2 separate regions of the Homo sapiens genome follow, and region 2 is linked to region 1. A link is a loop called in an ENCODE intact Hi-C map of the cell type or tissue named here. Cell type or tissue: Calu3. All regions are shown on one strand. Each heading gives the region's core, and the rest is flanking DNA. Links, peaks and the distances in the headings are about the cores only.

Region 1 (5,386 bases), core at 259-5,258:
TGCAACAATATTGAGATGCAACAATTGTTTTTCCTATGGATGACATCTGCCTCTTTTTATAGCTCCAGGAATGAAAGAATAAAGCCAGCAATGTTAACAGATATTTTATACCCATTACAGGTGCCTGCCTATGATGGGTTAATGTTGGCTTGGGACTGGTTAGGAGTCACCTGTTAAGTTAACCTCCATCAAGGATAATTAAGTGAGCACAATTTAGCATGTAATTCAGTTAATTATGCTTTTATATGACGACAGCAACAATGAGAGCATCCCTGTTACTCATAGGTCAGACTTTTGGCAACCTCCTAAAATATAGTTTTTAACATAGGTGATGATAAAAGGCCTCCTGAGGAAAATATCTGTCACAAAGCCCAAGATTTCTATTTCACAGGAGAATCACAAATGCCCTCCAGCTTATTACAGTATCACTTATGTAAGCGGAATGAAATAAAACAGAACACAGTAGCATAGCACATTGATAATGACAAGAAAGGACCACTGACATCAGAAGGACTGGGAAATAAGTCACATTCTGTTTGTTTCTAGTTTTAAACATAGATGAGAAGAACAATTCAGTGAGGGGCAAATAACTAAATATCCTGGAAGGATGTTCTATATTACAGCTAAATCAAAGTAAGACTTGTGGAGAACCAGTCTTCAGGAAACCAATAAATTATATTCATAATGTGTTTGTCTTTCTCATTCCAAAAAAATGATTTAGGGCAGTATTCCATGTTTGCTAAGTAAACTTCTTCCCTAAACAACACATTCAAGGAAAACTATCAAAAATGCTTAAAGCTTTTTATTCCGCTCCATCACCCAGGCTGGAATGCAGTGCCGCAATCACAGCTTACTGCAGTCTTGACCTCCCAGACTCAAGTGATCTTCCTACCTCAGCCTCCTGAGTAGCTGGGACTACAGGCATGTGCCACCACACCAAACTAATCTTTATATTTTTGTGGAGAACGGGTTTCACCATGTTTCCCCGGCTGGTCTTGAGCTCCTGGGCTCAAGTGATCCACCCACCTCGGCCTCTCAAAGTGGTAGGATTACAGGCTTGAGCCACTATGCTCAGCCTTAAAGCTTTTTTTAAAAAAAATAAAAACGTGTGGGAGTTTATGAATAAAAGCTTAACCTATTAAAAAATAAAACAATTTATGCCAAACCTTTCATTTCCCAATAACAACGTTTAAAGACAGTATTTTAGGCCGGGCATCGTGGCTCATGCCTGTAATCCCAGCAGTTTGGGAGGCCAAGGCAGGCGGATCACTTGAGGTCAGGAGTTCAAGATCAGCCTGATCAACATGGTGAAATCCCATCTCTAGTAAAAATACAAAAATTAGCCGGGTGTGGTGGTGCACGCCTGTAATCCCAGCTACTCAGGAGGCTGAGGCAGGAGAATGGCTTGAACCTGGGAGGCGAAGGTTGCAGTGAGGCGAGATTGCACCACTGCACTCCAGCCTGGGTGATAGAGGGAGACTCTGTCTCAAAAAAAAAAAAAAAAAAAAAAAAAGACAGTGTTTCTTTAATTCCAGCTGTAAACCTTAATATAAAATTTACAGCAAAGTTTAAAGAAATAAAAGCACTTAAGTATTAATCATACTTATTCCTGCTCAAATGTCAACTGTGACACACTAGTTAACCACACTATGATGTTCAGCTTTTTAATTTTCTCTCTCAAGTTTTAATGTGACTGAGAACTGGCTTGATATACTTAATGCAATTTCTAAAAGAGATGTCAAAACCTATAAAAACAGACATTTATTTATTGTATTATATGGCTAAAGTGTTGATTCTGACTTAGATTTAACCTGTATTTATCATAGAACCATTCCAATTATATCTTTAGAGAGCTCTGCTTGCCAGAAATTAACTTGCTGAGATTTGGTTTCACATGGATATCCTCAGACATACAATCTAACAACATTTTCTCCAAAACCAAAGAAGAGATAAAAATAATCATTAACTGTTCACTGTACTTAAAATATTTGATGTACATCTGGTCATAATTCTTTTCTAGGTTAAATGTCACTAAATCAAGAGAAAATTATTCACAATTTGGTTTTAACCCAGGACATCATATATATTATAAATATTACATATGTAATAAGAAAATATTGGCTGGGCATGGTGGTTCATTCCCGTAATCCTAGTGCCTTGGGAAGTTCAAGGCAGGAGGACTGCTTGAGCCTAGGAGTTCAAGGTTCAAGGCTGCCATGAGCCATGACTGCACCCTGCACTCTAGCAGTCTGAGTGAAAGAGATATTGTCTCAAAAAAAAAAAAAAAAAAAAGTTGCTCTGGAACTCTGGGGCAACAACAACCAAAAAAAAAAAAAAAAACCCCAAAATATCATGCCTTGTAAACAATACTATTTTCAATGAAAATTTCATTTGTGGGAACACAAAAGGCTATTTCACTGAAAATTCCTACTACCAGTTCTTTTGTATACCCCCAGGAGAAAAAAATCCTCCTTTAAAAAAAAAAAAACGGAAATGCCTGGATGATTCACTAATAAGAAATTCTGTGGCTTACTTACCCTGATATGTCAGAGTAGATTGCAGTATCTACAAAGTATGTTGGCAAGAGATGAAAAATCAACAGTAAAATGGCCTTGCATCCTAACCCTTGTGTCAGCCACAGGTCAAGAACTGCAGGTACTGCTGCCCAGTATGTCCCCAGGAATGGCACTGCTCCAAGGATTGCTGCTAATGCTGAAAAAAGAGTAAAAGAAAAACAACTTAACATCATCAGCAAAACACTAACAAAGCAAAAGAATCTAAGCAGTAGCTCCTCCTCAACAACTTCCAACAAAACAAGTTAAATACTCACAAACTCAAATATTAGGGAAATGATATGCCCTATCTAACTGAATTTTCTAGCTAAGTAAAGGCTCAATATCTTAAAATGTGATACTAAAAATCTTTCTAAGTGTGTGTCTTATTTATGGATCTCTTCTTAAGCAATAAAATTCAAGGGTTCTGTAGTTGCTACTATCAATCAATAGTTAATATACGGTCCTATAAATACACCTACAGAACATGTGTCAAAACTTGTACTGAGTCCAAAGCCCAATCAGAAATTAGTTTCTAAACCTCAGCATAATAAAAATAAACAGAAAAAATCCTGAGTTGAAGGACCCTGCTTCAAGGTCATTCCCTTCCAGAGCAGTATGTTCAAGCACTCTTCCTCCATCTGGCTTCTCTCCAAGTTAAGAGTAAAGCAAATGTAGTTTCTAGTTCTGGTCCTACCAGAAGCCAGGTACATGACCTTGGAAAACTGGTCTCTCATCTATATGACAAGTCTACCATCCCGCCTCACAGGGTGCTTGCAGGTCAGAGGGTAGGTTTGTGGACATCACAGTAGAGAAGAACGTGAATGAACTTGACAATGTAGAAGGAAGCACAGACAAATAGGGAAAGGGGGGGATGTGGTAGAGGCAAATGTGGAAGGCAGAGATATTTAGGAAAACAAGCAGCCATAGAAATAAAGGAAGGAAAAGTAGAAGAAGCACCACAACAGATCTTAAGAGGTATGGAGGCAGCTTATGTGCCCTCAGAAGCATTCATCTTGCCCTGGGATGTAATCCCTCATGGACAAAGCTATTTTGACAACAAGTTGCTCCCTGCCAATCAGTTCAATTCAAACGTTACTGAGAGCCAATTATGTCCTAGGTGTTATGCTAAGTGCTAGAACATTCATTCATTGAACAAACATGTAGGGCAACTGATACGGGTTTGGATCTGTGTCCCCACCAAAATCCCATGTCAAATTGTAATCCCCAATGTTGGAGGTAAAACCTGGTGAGAGGTGACTGGATCATGGCGGGTGGATTTCACCCCTAGGTGCTGTTCTCATGATAGTGAATGAATGAGTTATCGTGAGATCTGGTTGTTTAAAACTGTGGTAGCACCTCTCCCCTCTCTTCCTCCTGCTCCAGCCATGTAAGACATGCCTGCTTCCCCCTTACTTTCCACCACTATTATAAGTTTCCTGAGGCCTCCCCCAAAGCAGGAGCCACTATGCTTCTTGTACAGCCTGCAGAACCGTGAGCCAATTAAACCTCTTCTTTATAAATTACCTAATCTCAGGTATTTCTTTATAGCAGTGAGAGAACAGACTAATACAGCAATTTTTTCTATGTGCTGGGTATGGTTCCAGCTGCTGGGGATACAGCAATAAACAAACACATTACAAATCATATTTCTGTTCCTAATGTGGACTAGATTCGATCTCAAGCCAAAAAATTTAGTTTTTTAAACTTGAGGAAGTAGACATTTCCTAGATGTATGTAAAATGGCTTAACTTTCCTTAAATAGCGAATAGTGGAAGGTACAATATGGTTGTTACCTGATGGTATGAAGACAATATTGATGCCAAACATAGTATGAGTCAGCCAGGTATACAATCCATAGAAGCCAGCCATTTTGAGGGAAGCATCAAACACCCCTCTGGAATGCCCAAAGATAAAAAGAAAGAGTAAATAAACAGTGTCATATCGTGATTCAGAAAAATCACGTGACCACTTGATTCCAAATCATGTAATAGCTTCAGTTTTTCTGCTGGCCTGAGAATGCTATTTTCATTTTATTTCAAAGAAACATAAACACCTTACTTTAAATACATTTACTAAGTTATTCTTTATGTAATATGAAATATGTTTTATTTGGAAATATGTTTACTATTCCTTAAATTTCTGATGAAAAAATAACTGAAACACCTTAAAATACCCTATTCTCTGAAATAATTCATCAACTTTTCACTCTGAAGCAGATATTTCACCACCAAAACAAATGGAAAGAAAATTAAGCGTGAATAACATGTTTCCAAGAATACAGTTTAAACTCTAAGAAACCCAGGCTGTGGCCAGTCCTCCCCTTTTGGAAAGAGCCAATAAGGGATAGTGTAACTTGTATTTCACCATCTTTCTTTGCCTTAACAAAATCTTCCTATGTTTCTTAAACTATGTAACTAAGCCTACAAAGTAACATCTCTTACAAATGCTATCAAAGAAAGTAGGTCATTGGGAGAGAATTTGTGGGAAAAAAAATATTCCTAACTCCAAAGTAAAATCAGAGAGGAAAATACAAGAGAGATAAAAACAGACACATATATTTGGTGACTAATATAGGAATTCAATACATGAAAATCTGCAATGTCAGGTGCTCTGTGTTTTTCAGTTGGAAGATTAGTAAGGCAGTGCAGCACTATAAGGAGGGGAAATAAGGAACTGTTCAGAGAGCACAAAGGTGGCAACCCGTAAGTAATCTCAAGGCAGCACAAAATCATAAAAACCTGGACTCTATGGGGTGGTGCAGAGGGGTGCAGGGAAAGCACCTTCATATGGTCACTACAGAAGAAAAGCTGTAGTTGAAAAAGAAGACGTTA
Region 2 (5,386 bases), core at 247-5,246, 75 kb after region 1:
AAAAAAAAAAAAAAAAGAAGGAACCCACCTAAATGAAAAAGCAATATAATCCAGACAGGAATTGAAACTGCTCTCAAGTAGCGTTCAGTGCTTGCATTCCACTTGAATGAAACAGTCAACACATAGCCAACCACCAACGTCCAGATCTTAAATAAATGAAAGACACAGCTGTAAAATCTATACACGTGAAAATGAACATACAATTATACAAAATCTGTAAGTGTCTATACAGCAGGAATGCTCTGGACATAGCACAGAAAAGATGAAGGTTGATGGTGTCAAAGAAACGTACCTAGGTTCTCCTCGTTTGGAGAACCTAAGTTTTGAAATACTAGGCATTTGAAATCTCATGTAGTAATATTAAATAGTTGTTTAACAAAAGATACATAGTTCAAAACCCATCTTATACACAAAAATGCTTGAGATAAAATATTCAAAGCATAAACCATGGATTTAAATTAAGAATCTAATCTTATGGAATTCCTACAGTTTTCTCTGTTGATCAATGTTTAGAAAAGAAACGGAAAGAAAAGAAAAAAACAAGAAAAGGAAAGCTTTCCAAAAAGAATCAGGTTAAAAGATTCTATTTCAGCTTATAAAATATGCTTGTTACTGGGGAAATAACTCTGTAAAAGTAAGAAAGCAGCCAGCTGAAGTGTGACCCTGCTGAAATAATCTAGGCAACAAATGATTAGAACCTAATCCAGAGTTATGATGCACCAGCTGAAGAAGTGTGCCTGAAAAAAATATTATTAGAGGAACAAACAGCAGGACTTCAGAACAGAAGAATCAGCCAGGATACCCTCTTCAGTTCTTCCTACACTAAAGTTAAATGACCCTAGAGCTTAAGACGCATCAAAAGAAACCAGCGTAGCCTACACAGAAACTCATATTTTAATAGAACATTTATAAAACACAGAGGGAATACATAATCCAGAACACATCTGAGCACAAAGACCTTAATTAACATAAGACCAAGAAGCTAAAAGTCAAGTATGACATGAACCTTGCCAAAAAAAAAAGCAAATTAAGACAAAAAGAAACTTCGAGCTATATAATTCAGAGCATGAAGAAAAAAGAACTGATGGGATTACTAAAAAAGACAGAAAAAAACTATCTCCTACGTTATTTTGGTCAAATCTATCAATACAAATAATCTTCGCATCTTAAAAATGTTTATAGCTTCTAACCTCAGAATTCAACTTTCAGACTTTATCCTTACTAAATAATGATAAATTTTGAAAAAGTTTTAAATATAAAGAAGCTCATCAGAGTATGATTCAGAACAGTGAAAAAAGTGATTACCTAAAAGGTCAACAACTGGGAAATGATTACGATTCACTCAATAAAATGTTATGCAACCATTAAAATCACTTCTTAAAAACAAAGACTATATAGTTTAAAAACTCACAATATCATATTAAGTTAGAAGTAAAATACAAAAAATACTTGTGCTGTGATTACATCTACTATATGGTGGGAGGAAAAGAAAATGTACTAAGAAGTTAGTGGCTGTATTTGGGTGGTAAAATTTTGTTTTTCCTTTCACTTTTTTCTGTATTTTCCAGACTGCCTTTAATAAGCACTAATTCTTTTATAATAAAAAGGACATTAAAATATTTCTTCAAGTAACTCTATCAGATGAAATATTAAAGAGCTTTGAAGCTCAAAAATATGAGGACATGGGAAGTGAGACTACAGCTGCTTCAAAAAGTCCAGTCTTGCTGGACCAGACCAATTAACCCTGGGAATTCAAAGAATTTGAGATCTGATTGCAGAGCATAGAAAAAAATCTGAGTACAATAATAGTACACTTATATAACACTCCTATGTGCCAGGCCCTATTCTAATGCTTTATGTATACTAACTCATTTGATCCTCATAACCCCACAAAATAATATTATTATGATCCTCATTTTACACATGAAAGAAACCCAGATTTCAGAGAAGTGACTTGCCCAAGGCCACAGCCAATAAATGACAGAGGCAGGATTAGAACCCAGGAATCTGGCTCCAGAGTGCACTTTTCTAATCTTAAGGAGAAAGAAGCATGGTGCTAGAATACTAAAGATAAGCAAAAGCTGCTCAGATTTTCACAAGGGAAAATAAAAACAGTCAATTTAGACAACTACAACTTGTTGAAATTAAAAAAAAATCCACAGTAAATGGATAGTCTTCAGAGGTACGTCAGTTAGCCCCACCCTATTAAACATTACGTCAGTCACTTAGATGAAAGACTAGAGGCACAATAACAGAAAAAACTGATTTTACACAAATCAGTTATACAAAACTGAGTTGTCAATAAATATTGAGATAATCTATCATGATTCAAAAAGATATCCTGAAGCCAGAACAATGGGCTAATCCAAACAAGATTAAACTATATGAAAAGAAATGCAAAGTTCTGCTTCGAGATTCAAAACTCAACTGTACAAGTATGGAATGGAAAGAGAACATCTGAACCACTTTTCAGTTCAGTATGAGTCAGCCTATGACTAGTAGAAGCACTTATTTCTAAAAGTACAATACTCGTATCAGGGAAAGTGATTGTTTCAATTAATTTTGCGCTACCAAACCACACAACAAAATTCAGCCTGGGAAAGGAAATAGAAATCACAACATGATAATATAAATGTAGCTAGGGGAAAAAGAAAAAAAAAGTTTTGCTCAGAAAAGAGAAGGAAATATCAAGATTTTGTAGCTATCTTCAAATAATTTTTAAAATGTCATCTGGGAGAGGCATAAGACTTGATTTTCTGTGGTTCTGAGAGCAGAAATACGTGGGAATTAGGAAATAACACAGCTCAGTAAAAGGACAGGTTTTTCCAATAAACTATAGCTATCTACAAATGGAATAATCATTACTAAAAGTGTTTGAGCAAACGTTGAACAGAGATGACAAAGTAAGTACTACCCTTAGTAAGAAGCTGAACTGGAGGTCACAATTTATACAGTACCTCCAAGAAGTTTTTGTTTCTTATCTGTATGCATAAGGAATTAGTATCATTTGCAAGGAGAGAAAAAATAAGAGACTGCATACTTCAGATTTTTTAAGAGAAATTTATTGTCTAACAAGAAGCATGTATTTTCATCTATCAACCTGAAACTCACAGATTACCTCATTCCAGTTTAAAATAACCATTTTAAAATATACTCCCCAATTCTACTTTTAGGAGTGTTTTACAGAAGCACACTGTGCAGACACATATAAAAATATTCACTTGCCATTTACAATATAAAAAATTGAGAACTTAAATATCATTTTATAGTGAACTGTTTAAATAATGCTATCTCCAAAAATTGAGTAATTAGTCAGACTTTCAACAGTATGATGAACATCAATATACAGTGCTACAGTGTCAATTTATTCGTGTGTAAATTTATAATGGTGAAAATATACTCAACAAAAAATGTTTTAAAATATTATCTCTAGATGGCAGATTTCAAGGAGTAATCTGCTTCTTTATGTTTTATTACAGGTGCTCAATTTTCTACTAAGGTTATGTAGTATCTTTATAAACAGAAAAAGAAGTATTTTTAACCTTTAGGAAATTCTTTTGGCTTCTGGATTTTTTCCAGTATTTTGAAGTGTTTCCTCAGAAAAGATTCGCAGAAGTAATATTAGTTCAAGAGGTAAGGCCATTTATAAAAACACTTTAGAGTTTATATTAAGCCCATTATGATTATACAATTACCAATGGTTAAAAATGTTTATCAAAGTATTCTAATACAAATTCAGAGCTAAGAAAATCTGTTGAAAACATTTTCTAAAAGGCATGGTGGGGGAGGGGGAGAAAAAAGATTTATACTGTAGCAGTATTAAAAAGAAAAAAGTGGCCAGGGCAGTGGCTCACACCTGTAATCCTTGCACTTTGGGAGGCTGAGGCGGGCAGATCACATGAAGTCAGGAGTTCGAGACCAGCCTGGCCAATGTGGTGAAACCCCTTCTCTACTAAAAATACAAAAATTAACCAGGTATGGTAGCATGTGCCTGTAATCCCAGCTACTTGGGAGGCTGAGGCAGGAGAATCGCTTGAACCCAGGAGGTGGAGGTTACAGTGAGCCGAGATTGCACCATTGCACTCCAGCCTGGGCAGCAAGAGCAAAACTCCATCTCAAAAAAAAAAAAAAGAAAGACGTATATCTCTAAGTGCTAATAAGGAAAGATGGCCACAGTACAATGATAAATGAAAAGAGCAAGGTACAGAGCTATATGTATGTTATCTCATCTTTGTTTTAAAAAACAAAAAACAAAAACCTTCTACTTTATATGTTCACATGGACAAAGAAATGAATTTAGGAGCCTTTACATCAAGCAGTTAATAGTAACATCTGAATAGTGGGAATAGTGGTAGAGAAAAGGGATAATTCGGCCGGGCGCGGTGGCTCATGCCTGTAATCCCAGCACTTTGGGAGACCAAGATGGGCAGATCATGAGGTCAGGAGTTCAAGACTAGCCTAGCCAACATGGTGAAACCCCGTCTCTACTAAAAATACAAAAATTAGCTGGGCATGGTGGCAGATGCCTGTAGTCCCAGCCACTCGGGAGGCTGAGGCAGGAGAATTGCTTGAACCCGGGAGGCAGAGGTTGCAGTGAGCCAAGATCGAGCCACTGCACTCCAGCCTGAGTGACAGAGCAAGGCTCCATCTCAGCGGGGCCAGGGGCAGGGCGGGGGAAGGAAAGGGATAATTCACTTTTACCATACAAACTTCTGTTCTGCTTATGTTTTTTCAAATGTAACAAGCATATTTTACTTGGGTCAACATTTTGAATCACTAAATATCCTTTAAAATAACAAAAATAAGGATTTGTACATGCATGTTTCACACACAATTTCTAGTCTAGGACCTCTTAGGAGTTTTTTAATTCTTAAATCTTCACTAACACGGAAACATGAGGTTAACAAGTCAACTTTATATATGTTTAGCCTCTGAGCAAACCTATTCAAGTGTGAATTTTATTCCAGGCATTAAATCAATGAGCCACAGTTACAGATAAGAGGGCATATTTTTCCAAACTTATGTTCTCCAAAACAACATGTCCTTTTCAAAATATACATTCCATAGTCGTTTTTATAGCACCAATGTGCTAGACACTACATAAGACTGCATAAAATTTGGCAACATTTACTTAGCACTTCAAGTAAAGGGAACTAATAGGCAATCACATTTTCCTTTCATTTCACACGATTATCCACATATACTTTTCTGGTTAAAAAACATATTAAATGTAGAAAACATTAAGTAGAGACTCTGCCTTTTCAACCATCTTTGTTTCATTTATTGTCATCTGGGTATTAACTGGAAAAACAACTTGGTTGCTTCTGTTACATATTTTTGCAGAACAGTTTCCCAAGCTTTTTTTAGAGAGAATAAAACTACAGGA

The links. Hi-C counts contacts between places; a loop is a spot of excess contacts. Peaks named below come from ENCODE experiments on the same cell type or tissue, not always from the same donor. Only the 100,000 strongest peaks of a DNase experiment are listed, where the experiment ranks them.
Region 2: a loop joins it to region 1, with 5 times the contacts of the local background. A loop is called at or near these places in 8 of 110 quality-filtered maps.

The regions. Positions count from the first base shown.
Region 1 is chr9:109,033,669-109,039,054 of GRCh38, forward strand. It overlaps TMEM245 (transmembrane protein 245), which reads right to left. Exons shown (of 18, transcript NM_032012.4): 15 at 4,349-4,449; 16 at 2,538-2,712. Among named protein-coding and RNA genes, the nearest start is that of MIR32, 9.9 kb to the right of the region's middle. RefSeq lists an enhancer at 2,130-3,329. In Calu3, for the core only: no CTCF peak of the experiment used is centred there; a DNase peak (open chromatin) is centred at 2,663.
Region 2 is chr9:109,108,425-109,113,810 of GRCh38, forward strand. It overlaps TMEM245 (transmembrane protein 245), which reads right to left. Exons shown (of 18, transcript NM_032012.4): 2 at 29-146. Among named protein-coding and RNA genes, the nearest start is that of TMEM245, 8.8 kb to the right of the region's middle. In Calu3, for the core only: no CTCF peak of the experiment used is centred there; no DNase peak of the experiment used is centred there.